2 separate regions of the Homo sapiens genome follow, and region 1 is linked to region 2. Evidence: read pairs that join two places in POLR2A ChIA-PET (ENCODE). Cell type or tissue: GM12878. All regions are shown on one strand. Links, peaks and the distances in the headings refer to the core of each region. The heading gives the core; the rest is flanking DNA.

The links. Peaks named below come from ENCODE experiments on the same cell type or tissue, not always from the same donor. Only the 100,000 strongest peaks of a DNase experiment are listed, where the experiment ranks them.
Region 1: POLR2A ChIA-PET joins it to region 2 with 7 read pairs; 3 of 35 experiments call an interaction of 5 or more read pairs at or near these places.

The regions. Positions count from the first base shown.
Region 1 is chr22:31,762,886-31,767,928 of GRCh38, reverse strand. DEPDC5 (DEP domain containing 5, GATOR1 subcomplex subunit) reads right to left here. Exons shown (of 43, transcript NM_001242896.3): 5 at 2,869-2,954; 6 at 1,261-1,344. Among named protein-coding and RNA genes, the nearest start is that of DEPDC5, 11 kb to the right of the region's middle. In GM12878, for the core only: no CTCF peak of the experiment used is centred there; no DNase peak of the experiment used is centred there.
Region 2 is chr22:31,532,227-31,537,811 of GRCh38, reverse strand. The region is part of intron 4 of SFI1 (SFI1 centrin binding protein); the gene reads right to left. Among named protein-coding and RNA genes, the nearest start is that of SFI1, 38 kb to the right of the region's middle. In GM12878, for the core only: no CTCF peak of the experiment used is centred there; no DNase peak of the experiment used is centred there; H3K27ac peaks cover 1,192 bases.

The DNA.
Region 1 (5,043 bases), core at 829-4,828, 230 kb before region 2:
CTAAAAATACAAAAAATTAGCCGGGTGTGGTGGCGGGCGCCTGTAATCCCAGCTACTCGGGAGGCTGAGGCAGAAGAATGGGTGAACCCGGGAGGCAGAGCTTGCAGTGAGCAGAAATCGCACCACTGCACTCCAGCCTGGGTGACAGAGCGAGACTCTGTCTCAAAAAAAATAAACAAATGAATAATTAAAAAATGGGCCGGGCACGATGCCTCACACCTATAATCCTAGCACTTTGGGAGGCCAAGGTGGGCAGATCACCTGAGGTCAGGAGTTCAAGACCAGCCTGGCCAACATGGTGAAACCCCCACCTCTACTAAAAATACAAAAAAAAAGCTGGGAGCGGTGGCTCACGCCTGTAATCCCAGCACTTTGGGAGGCCGAGGCGGGCAGATTGCCTGAGGTCTGGAGTTCGAGACCAACCTGACCAACATGGAGAAACCCCATCTCTACTAAAAACACAAAATTAGCCAGGTGCGGTGGTGCATGCCCGTAATCCCAGCTACTGCGGAGGCTGAGGCAGGAGAATCGCTTGAACCAGGAAGGCCGAGGTTGTGGTGAGCCGAGATCACGCCATTGCACTCCAGCCTGGGCAACAAGAAACTCCGTCTCAAAAAAAAATTAGCCGGGCATGGTGGTGGGTGCCTGTAATTCCAGCTACTTGGGAGGCTGAGGCAGGAGAATCGCTTGAACCCAGACGACAGAGGTTACAGTAAGCCAAGATCCCACCATTTCACTCCAGCTTGGGGAAAGAGCGAAACTCCATCTCAGAAAAAAAAAAAAACAATGAATACATGTGGAAAACGGGAAGAGGGTATAGCAAAAAGCAGTGTGATCTGGAAGCCACAGGATCTGGGTTTTGGCCAAGAGTCAACTTACTATCTAGCCTTGGGCAATTACCTAACTTCTCAATCTCAGTTTCTACCTCTATAAATTAGGGATAATAAATACCTGTCCATGAGGAGATGTGAGGAGCAAATGGGATAAAGTGAAAACCTGAAAAGTACGGTTCTATTCCAATGTAAAATACAGTATAACTTCCTATCTAAACCAAAAATGCTGAGTAAAAATCTGTAACAGTAAACAAAAGATCAAAAGAACAGTGAAAAGAGAATGGAAGAACACAGAAGACGTTGACAATAATTGTCTGTAGATGCTGATATAAAATCAGAAACGATTTTATATTCTTCTCCCATAATAAACAGGGATTATTCACATAATGGAAAAAGTAACAGACTTTCAAAAAAAATCACATCTTACCAAACTTTTCTTTAGTCGCCACATATCCCCACGGCCAATATACTGATCCTTAAAAGTTAATTCCACTAGGTCAAGGGTCACATCCTAAAAGGAATAATCAAATGATATCTCTGACATTACTTTGCCACACTTTATAGTCAGAAGGTAATGCCCACTTACCATGGAAAAAAACTTATTGCAAAAAAGAAAACTACTGGAAGACCATTCAGTAGCAGAACTCTGATGAACAGAATTATATCCTGCAAAAGCACACTTTTCAGTATAGTTGGTAAATCTACAACTGATCCTATAGCTGCTGTAGCACATTGAGTGTGATGGGTAGTGGGGGACTCATTCTGTATTTTAGTCTGGATTCTGGCACACAAACATGACACTTACCTATGTACTTTATTTCCCTATTAATGTCAATAGTACTTTCTGGACAATAATTTTTATCTATTATAACATCACTTCTTGAAGAAAAATGAGAATACATTTTAAAATGTTAGTATTTTAATAGAAAGTTTTACATATAGTTTCACATACAGAAAATGGTTAGGACAAGCTTCAAGAAAAGTGGTGGTGGGTTTTAAATGCAACCTACATACTGCCTACATTCTAAATGACATGTAGGCTACATATTTATTTAGTTATTATTATTTTTTGAGACAGGATATTGCTGTTGCCCAGGTTGGAGTGCAGTGGCACGATCTCAGCTCACTCACTGCAGCCTCCGCCTCCTGGGCTCAAGTGACTCTCATGCCTCAGCCTCCCGAGTAGATGGGACTTCAGGGGTGCGCCACCACACCCAGCTAAGTTCTGTATTTTTAGTAGAGACAGGGTTTCACCATGTTTCCCAGGCTGGTCTCAAACTCCTGACCTCAAGTCATCCGCCTGCCTTGGCCTCCCAAAGTGCTGGGATTACAGGCATGGGCCACCACCCATGGTCTACATGTTTAGTTTTACAAGACAAGGTCTTGTTCTGTTGCCCAGGCTGAAGTGCAATAGCGCACAAGCAATCCTCCTGTTGCAGCCTTTCACGTAGTTGGAACTACAGGCATATACAACACACCCAGCTAATCTTTTAGAAAAGTTTTAGTAGGCAGGACGCGGTAGCTCCTACCTGGAATCCCAGCACTCTGGGAGGCCAAGGCAGGTGGATCACCTGAGGTCAGGAGTTCAAGAACAGCCTGGCCAATATGGTGAAACCCTGTCTCTACAAAAATACAAAAATTAGCTGGGTGCGGTGGTGCAGGCCTGTAATCCTAGCTACTCAGGAGGCTGAGGCAGGAGAATGGCTTGAACCTGGGAGGCACCAGTTGCAGTGAGCCGAGATCACGCCACTGCACTCCAGCCTGGGCAACAGTGATACTCCATTTCAAAAAAAAGAAAAAGGAAAGTTTTAATAAAGACAAGGTCTAACTATGCTGCTCAGGCTGGTCTTGAACTCCTGGCCTCAAGTGATCCTCCTGTCTCAGCCTCCTGATGTACTGAAATTACCACACCTAGCAGGCCACACATTTAATAGGCTAACACTACACTTAAGTAACCCATTGTTTCCTTAGTAATCTAACCTTGAGGAAGGGTGCTTATTCCAAAAAGATATTCAAGTACAAAACAAAGACATACCTTAGGGTCTACGACATTAACATAGACATCCTGATAAGGTCTCAGCCGGAACACTTGAGTCACAGTCTGGTCCACACTGATAGTTTCTAAAACAGAAACAATATCTGGCTCAGATAACATATTTTGAAAAAGCAGATCCATATATTCTAATCTATAAACACTCAACTCAGTAAGCAACACAATTGATCATCTGACACGGGCAACACACAGTCTCTTCCTTTCAGGAGCTTAGAATTTAAACAATTCTCTGCTTTTTAGGTGAAATAAGACCAGAGCCTAAGCAATCAACAAAAATGGAGAGAAAAAGGGAGAAGGGAGGGAAAATAAAGAATTTAAGAAGGAAGAGGCTGGGTATGGTGGCTAACACCTGTAATCTCAGCACTTTGGGAGGTCTAGGCAGGAAGATCACCTGAGGTCAGCAGTTCGAGACCAGCCTGGCCAACATGGTGAAACCCTGTCTCTACTAAAAACACAAAAATTAGCCAGGCATGATGGTGGGCGCCTGTAATCCAAGCTACTTGGGAGGCTGAGGCATACAAATCGCTTGAACCCCAGAGACAGAGGTTGTAGCGAGCTGAGATCGTACCACTGCACTCCAACCTGGGTGACAGAATGAGACTCTGTCTCAATAAATAAATAAATTAAATAAGAAGGAAGATAAGAAAGTTCAAAGACCTGTAAAACTCCAGAAGAGAAAGGAGATCTTCTCTTTGGAATGAAGTTATCAGTGGTAAAGAAGAAACAAATTTTTCAATGAGCCCTTAAGTCTGGTAAGAAACGTAACATGGGGCAGGAGATAAGGGGAAGGTATGAAGGCCATTCTTAGGATTAAGGTTTTATAGAATTCTTTTAAAATCTTTAAATTGGCTGCATGTGGTGGCTCAGCAGATCATGAGGTCAGGAGTTCAAGACCAGCCTGACCAACATGGTGAAACCCCGCCTCTACTAAAAATACAAAAAAAATTTAGCCAGGTGTCGTGGTGCGCACCTGTAGTCCCAGCTACTCAGGAGGCAGAGGCAGGAGAATTGCTTGAACCTAGGAGGTGGAAGTTGCAGTGAGCCAAAATCACACCACTGCACTCCAGCCTGGGCGACAGAGGGATACTCCATCTCAAAATAACATAACATAACATAACAAACATAACATAACATAACATAAAAAACATAACACCACACAACATAACAATAAAAATGAAAACTTTAAATTTTTTTTTTACTGCTCCTTGCAGAGCAGGGATAACCCATAGGCAGCGTAACCAGAGTAGCCAGGTTTTATAGAATGTTTTCTCCTCAAATTGAAATATTGAATTGTTAAATATGAGTGGATAGCCAGGCATGGTGACTCATGCCTGTAATCCTAGCACTTTAGGAGGCCAAGGCATGAGGACTGCTTGGGCCCAGGAGTTCAAGACCAGCCTGAGCAAAAATTAAAAAAAAAAAAATTAGCCAGGCATGATCCTGTGGGCTGGGCGTCTGGGGTCTTAGCTACTCGGGAGGCGGAGGTGGGAGATGGAGAATCATTTGCACCCAGGGAGGTTGAGGCTGCAGTGAGCCGTGACTGCACCACTGCACTCCAGTCTGGACAACAGAGAGAGGCCCTGTCTGAAAGGGAAAAAGAAAAAAAAAAAAGGCAGGGGCAATGGTGCAGTGGCTCACGCCTGTAATCCCAGGACTTTGGGAGGTTGAGGCAGGCAGATCACCTGGGGTGAGGAATTTGAGACCAGCCTGGCCAACATGGTGAAACCCCATCTCTACTAAATATATAAAAATTAGGCCGGGCATGGTGGCTCATGTCTGTAATCCCAGCACTTTGGGAGGCCGAGGAGGGCGGATCACGAGGTCAGCAGTTCGAGACTAGCCTGGACAACATAGTGAAACCCTGTCTCCACTAAAAATACAAAAATTAGCCAGGTGTGGTGGCGTGCACCTGTAATCCCAGCTACTGAGGAGGCTGAGGCAGGAGAATCCCTTGAATCCAGGAGGCGGAGGTTGCAGTGAGCTGAGACCATGTCATTGCGTTCCAGCCTGGGTGACAGAGTGAGACTCCATCTCAAAAAAATAAAAATATAAATATAAAAATTAGCCAGGCATGGTGGTGCACGCCTGTAGTCCTAACTACCTGGGAGGCTGAGGCAGGAGAATCACTTGAACCCAGGAGGCGCAGGTTGCAGTCAG
Region 2 (5,585 bases), core at 804-4,803:
GTAACAAAGAACCTACTTGATTTTAACAGATTGATATTTGATATTGATATATAGATATTAGAAAATAACTATCCCTTCACAAATTTCTAAGTCAATGGAAACACAGTATCAGAATTCTAATTCTGGTAGCTGCTTAGAAAACAAATATTCTCACTCTATCATTTTGTAATTTGCAAAACTGAGGCCTACAGGCGTAACTATCCTCAGATCAAACAATTAGCTAGGGCCTGGGTTAGAACCGAAGCTCAGGTCTCCTTAATTCTAGTCCAGTATTCTTTCCTCTACACCCGCCTACCACTGAAGAGCGAAGACATGAAAAACAGCATAATGCGAATGTTTTAAAGCAATGTAGCAGGTTAGCTAGCAGTCACTGGCTAACCCAACACCCACTGCCAAGCCCTTTTTCTCGTAAGTATCCACTACAGAGGCCAGAAAGATTTCTTTCCAAACCTCCTCTGTAGCTAAAGGTGGCCGGTGACAAAGCTCTGGCCAATGAGGCAGAAGCAGAATGCAGTGGGGAACTTCCAGGGAAGTTTTCTTTCCTGATAAAGAGATCAAACTGACGCCACCCTTACCCCCACCTTCCTGTGTAAAGCTAGAATAGTCATCTTGCAACTACGAAGTGTTACCTATGAGGACAAAGGGCCAATGTGCTAAGGATGTTGAACTAGAAAGGTACTAGAAGCCTGAGTCTAAAACGACATCACTGAACAGCTGAAGCAATACCAGTAACTGCCAATCTCCAGGTGGCTTGTTAAAAAAAAAGAAGTAAATCCCCTCATGCCTGTAATCCTAACACTTTGGGAGGCAGAGCAGGGAGGATCGCTTGAGTGCAGGAGTTCAAGACCAGCCTGGAAAACATAGTGAGACCCTGTCTCTAAAGGTAAAAAAAAAGTTAATTTTAAAAAAAAAAACAAAAAACAGAAAAAACAAATCTCAATTTGTTTCAGCCATTGTTAGGCTTTCTCTTAGAGTCAATGTACTTCTAACATACAATCAGCATTTCCCAAGGACTTGGAAGGCATTATTTGAAAAGAGGTTCCCAGTCAAATATGGGTCAAATATAGATAAATAAAATTGAGTAAAAAATAGATTTTAGGGCCGGGCATGGTGGCATATGCCTGTAATCCCAGCATTTTGGGAGGCCAAGGCAGGTGGATCACTTGAGGTCAGGAGTTTGAGACCACTCTGGCCAACAGGGTGAAACCCCGTCTCTACTAAAAACACAAAAAATTAGCAGAGCATGGTGGCGTGCACCTTTAATCCCAGCTACTCAGGAGGCGGAGGCAGGAGAATTGCTTGAGCCCAGAAGGTGGCGGTTGCAGTGAGCCAAGATCGTGCCACCGCACTCCAGCCTGGGCAACAAGAGCAAAACTTCGTCTCAAAAAATAAATAAATAAATAAAACGGATTTTAGGAAAATAGTGGAGGTAGCAACACAGTTTTCAATCTTTGGATCCCCGAGTAGCATCTGAGGAACCTAACAACAGGAGAACCCTAAAATAGCCAATGAGCTGTTGTTGGAAGGTACAGAGGCCCAATTTAAGACCAGCAGCTGAAACTATGAGTTTTATCCTCTCCAGCACGAGGGCTCACATAAGAACTGAAACAGCTAGAGCAGTCCAGCCCCTAGGGAATCTCAAAACTCATCTGCCAGGGTACCCTTCTAGGACAGGGCTTCATATGGAGGAGAAACAGCCACGGGTAGAAAAAAATTTGAGCAGGAGAGGGTCAAAAGAGACAAGGAAAAAGAAAATCCAGACCAAGTGTGGTAAGGGAACAAAACCAGGATACCCCATTAAAAAAGCCACTATATTTTTGAACCCTAAACAAAAACAACAGAAGAAGGAGTTCTATGAAATTAGTAAAACTTAACCGAACCTTGACTCACTCTAAAAGTTCAGTATAATAAGGCAGGTGTGGTGGCTTGTGCCTACAGTCTCAGCTACTTGGGAGGCAGAGGCAGAAGGATTAATTGAGCCCATGAGTTCAAGGCTGCAGTGAGCTATGATCACACCACTGCAGGGCAATACAGCGAGACCTCGTCTCTAAAAAATATATAAAGACATATAAATTTAAAAACTAAAATTCAGGAAAACTAATTTCACATAAAAATAAGCAATAAAATTAGCCGGGCATGGTGGTGCACGTCTGTAATCCCAGCCACTTGGGAGGCTGAGGCAGAGGCAGGAGAGGCAGTAGAATTGCTTGAATCTAGGAGGCAGAGGTTGCAGTGAGCCAAGATCGCGCCACTGCACTCCAGCCTGGGCAACAGAGCGAGACTCTGTCTCAGCAAAAAGAAAAAAAAGAAAAAACAAAAAAAAGGTCAGGCGCGGTGGCTCATGCCTGTAATCCAAACACTTTGGGAGGTTGAGGGCGGGCGGATCACAAGGTCAGGAGTTCGAGACCAGCCTGATCAACATGGTGAAATGCTGTCTCTACTAAAAATACAAAAACTAGCTGGGTGTGGTAGCACGCATCTGTAATCCCAGCTATTTGGGAGGCTTAGGCAGGAGAATCGCTTGAACCCGGAAGGCAGAGGTTACAGTGAGCCGAGATCGCGTCATTGCACTCCAGCCTGGGCAACGGAGCAAGCAACACTATGTCTCAAAAAAAAAAAAAAAAAAGCAATAAAAAAGCATTTGAGGCCGGGCACCGTGGCTCATGCCTGTAATCCCGGCACTTTGGGAGGCTGAGTTGGGCAGATCACCTGAGGTCAGGAGTTCAAGACTAGCCTGGCCAACAAGGTGAAACCCTGTCTCTACTAAAAATAAAAAAGTTAGCTGGGTGTGGTGCCTGTAGTCCCAGCTATGTGGAAGGCTGAGGTAGAAGAATTGCTTGAACTCAGGAGGCGGAGGTTGCACTGAGCTGAGATCATGGCACTGCACTCCAGCCTGGGCAACAGGGTGAGATGCGGTCTCAGGAAAAAAAAAAAAAAGCATTTGAAGTTATATGAGGAAAGAAGATAAGGAGCAGAATAACACATATATAAACACAAGTATGCCAGAAGATTTGTCCACAAAAAAGAAAAAAAAAAACCTTGTTTACAATCTCAAAATGAGATAAAAGATTATAAGAAAATAAATTCCAAGCTTCTGAAAACTAAGACAAGCAATGAATCTTCAAAAGAGCAAAAATTAGACTAACAGCTTAGAAATGGAAGCCATAGGACAGTGATGGAATATCTTTGAGGTGCTGGGAAAAAACCAGCAGCCCAGACTTTCATACCCAGTGAAAATATCCTTCCAAGGTGAAGATGGAATTAGACAAAATATGAGAGAATTTCTCACTAGCAGACCTACCCGAAAGAGAATACCCTGGGACGTTCTGATAGGAGAAGGAAAATTATCACAGATAGAAACCTGGAGATGTGAGAAGAAAGAAAAAAGGCAACAGAAAGGGTAAATATTTGTTGTAATGTTAGGGCAAAAAAAGAAAAACAAATGAAAAAGGAAGGGTAAGTAGGGTAAATATGTGAATAAATCTAAATAAATATTGGCTATATAAAATGAGAATAATAGGCTGGGCACAGTGGCTCAGGCCTGTAATCCCAGCACTTTGGGAGGCCGAGGTGGGTAGATCACCTGAGATCAGGAGTTCAAGACCAGCCTGGCCAACATGGTAAAACCTTGTGCCACTGCACTGCAGCCTGAGCGACAGAGCGAGACTCTGTCTCAAAAAATAAAATAAAATAAAATGAGAGTAATAATGCTTTATAGATTTAAAAATATACACAAAGAGAGGGAGATGGGCAGAGCTAAAGTATTCTAAGGACTCTGTCTTATCTAGGAAGAGGGTAAAGAACCAATTAACATTAGATTCTGGTAAGTTACAAATATACATTTGTATTTGAATGAAAATACACATTCACATTTGTAACTTATCTGGACAGTCAGTAAAGGAAGAGTAAAACAGAATATAACTTCTAAGCTAACAGTGGAGAATAGAATATGCAATAAATTAAACAAAAAAGAGAGAATTCTGACAATAGCAATTTAGATCAATTCTCCCAATGAACAACAAAAAAAGCAGAGCAAAAAAATTTATTTAAGGCACTGAAGAGCTACCAAGGCAGTGAAGGATGACATGCCCAAGATTCAGAAGAAGGTAAAATAGAGGTGAACAATGCCTAGCACTTGCAGCTGGGACAGGCTACAGCTGAAAACAAGGGAGTAACATGATCAGCTCAGCTGCCCTGCTTGCTTTTGGTCGCTGCTTGTTTCTTTTTTTTTTTGTTTCTTTTTCTTTGAAGCTGAAGGCCACACCACTGAACGCTACAACTTTTTTGAGACAGATTCTCTGTTGCTCAGGCTGGAGTACAGTCACATGATCTCGGCTCACTGCAACCTCGGCCTCCCGGGTTCAAACAATTCTCCTGCTTCAGCCTCCCTAGTAGCTGGAATTACAGGCACCTGCCACCATGCCTGGCTAATTTCTTTGTATTTTCAGTAGAGACAAAGTTTCACCATGTTGGCCAGGTTGGTTTCAAACTCCTGACCTCAAGTAATCCGCCTGTCTTGGCCTCCCAAAGTGCTAGGATTACAGGCAGGAGCCACCACGCCCGGCCCGAACACTAAAACTTAACCTTCATTGGCTACTTTGTAGATAACATTCATAGGTCACCATGGCAATGGTCACTTCAGTTATTCTTCAGGAAACCTGGGCTAGCTCCTGTACAGTTCAAACTGATAGAGACCACCAACCCTTCAACTGGGCCTGTGAAGGAGCCCGAGAGGGACTTTTGATGCCTGAGGGCCAAAAACTCCACCCTTGGATCATGTTAACGCCTCTATTTTCTGTACACGTGTCCTATGACATGCCATGAACCCTGACTACACTTGTGTGCAATGAATGTTACTGCATTTTCCCCACTGCCAATCACCTTTCCCCACACCTTAAACCACCCCAATTCCCTAACCCACAAATATCCCTAAGGCTTATCTTTGGGGAGGCCGGTTTGAGACCTGTTCTCCTACCTCCTCGCTCAGTGGCCTTGCAAGTAAGTTTTTTCTCTTTTGCAAAACCTGTGTCACAGTGATTGATTTACCACACATGGGCAGAATGGACCTAGACCTGGCCAGTAACATAGCCACATCAGGAGCTTCACTGTAAACATACAAAAAGGAAGAGATGGAACAGCAGGGCCCCTCATAAAGTATACAAAGAAAAGATTTCAGAAAACACACACAGGCCAAGTTGGCTTGAGAGACATTGAATGAAGGAGTCAGACTGTCAAAAAATGAAACAGGAAAGATTACAGTAAGGGAAAGAAAAGGGGAAGAGGGGAGCAGGAGGGAACCCAAGACATTTCAGTTTTTAAGAAGTGCTTACATTCTCAAAGGCTGCCAATTCTCCTTTGGAAACATACCTCGCACTGGTCCCTTCTCTCCAGCTCCCCTGCCTTCTGTATGGTGTCCCTGACTCCTGTGACTCTCTCTTGCAGTCCACTCTTAGCACTGCAGCTAAAGCAATTATAACCCAAAACCACAGCAATGGGCAGCACTGGTCTATACAAAATGAAGCTATGACAGAGGAATTTGCTCCTCACTAAAATTTCATTTCCTTTGCCAAAGCCAATTTTTTCCC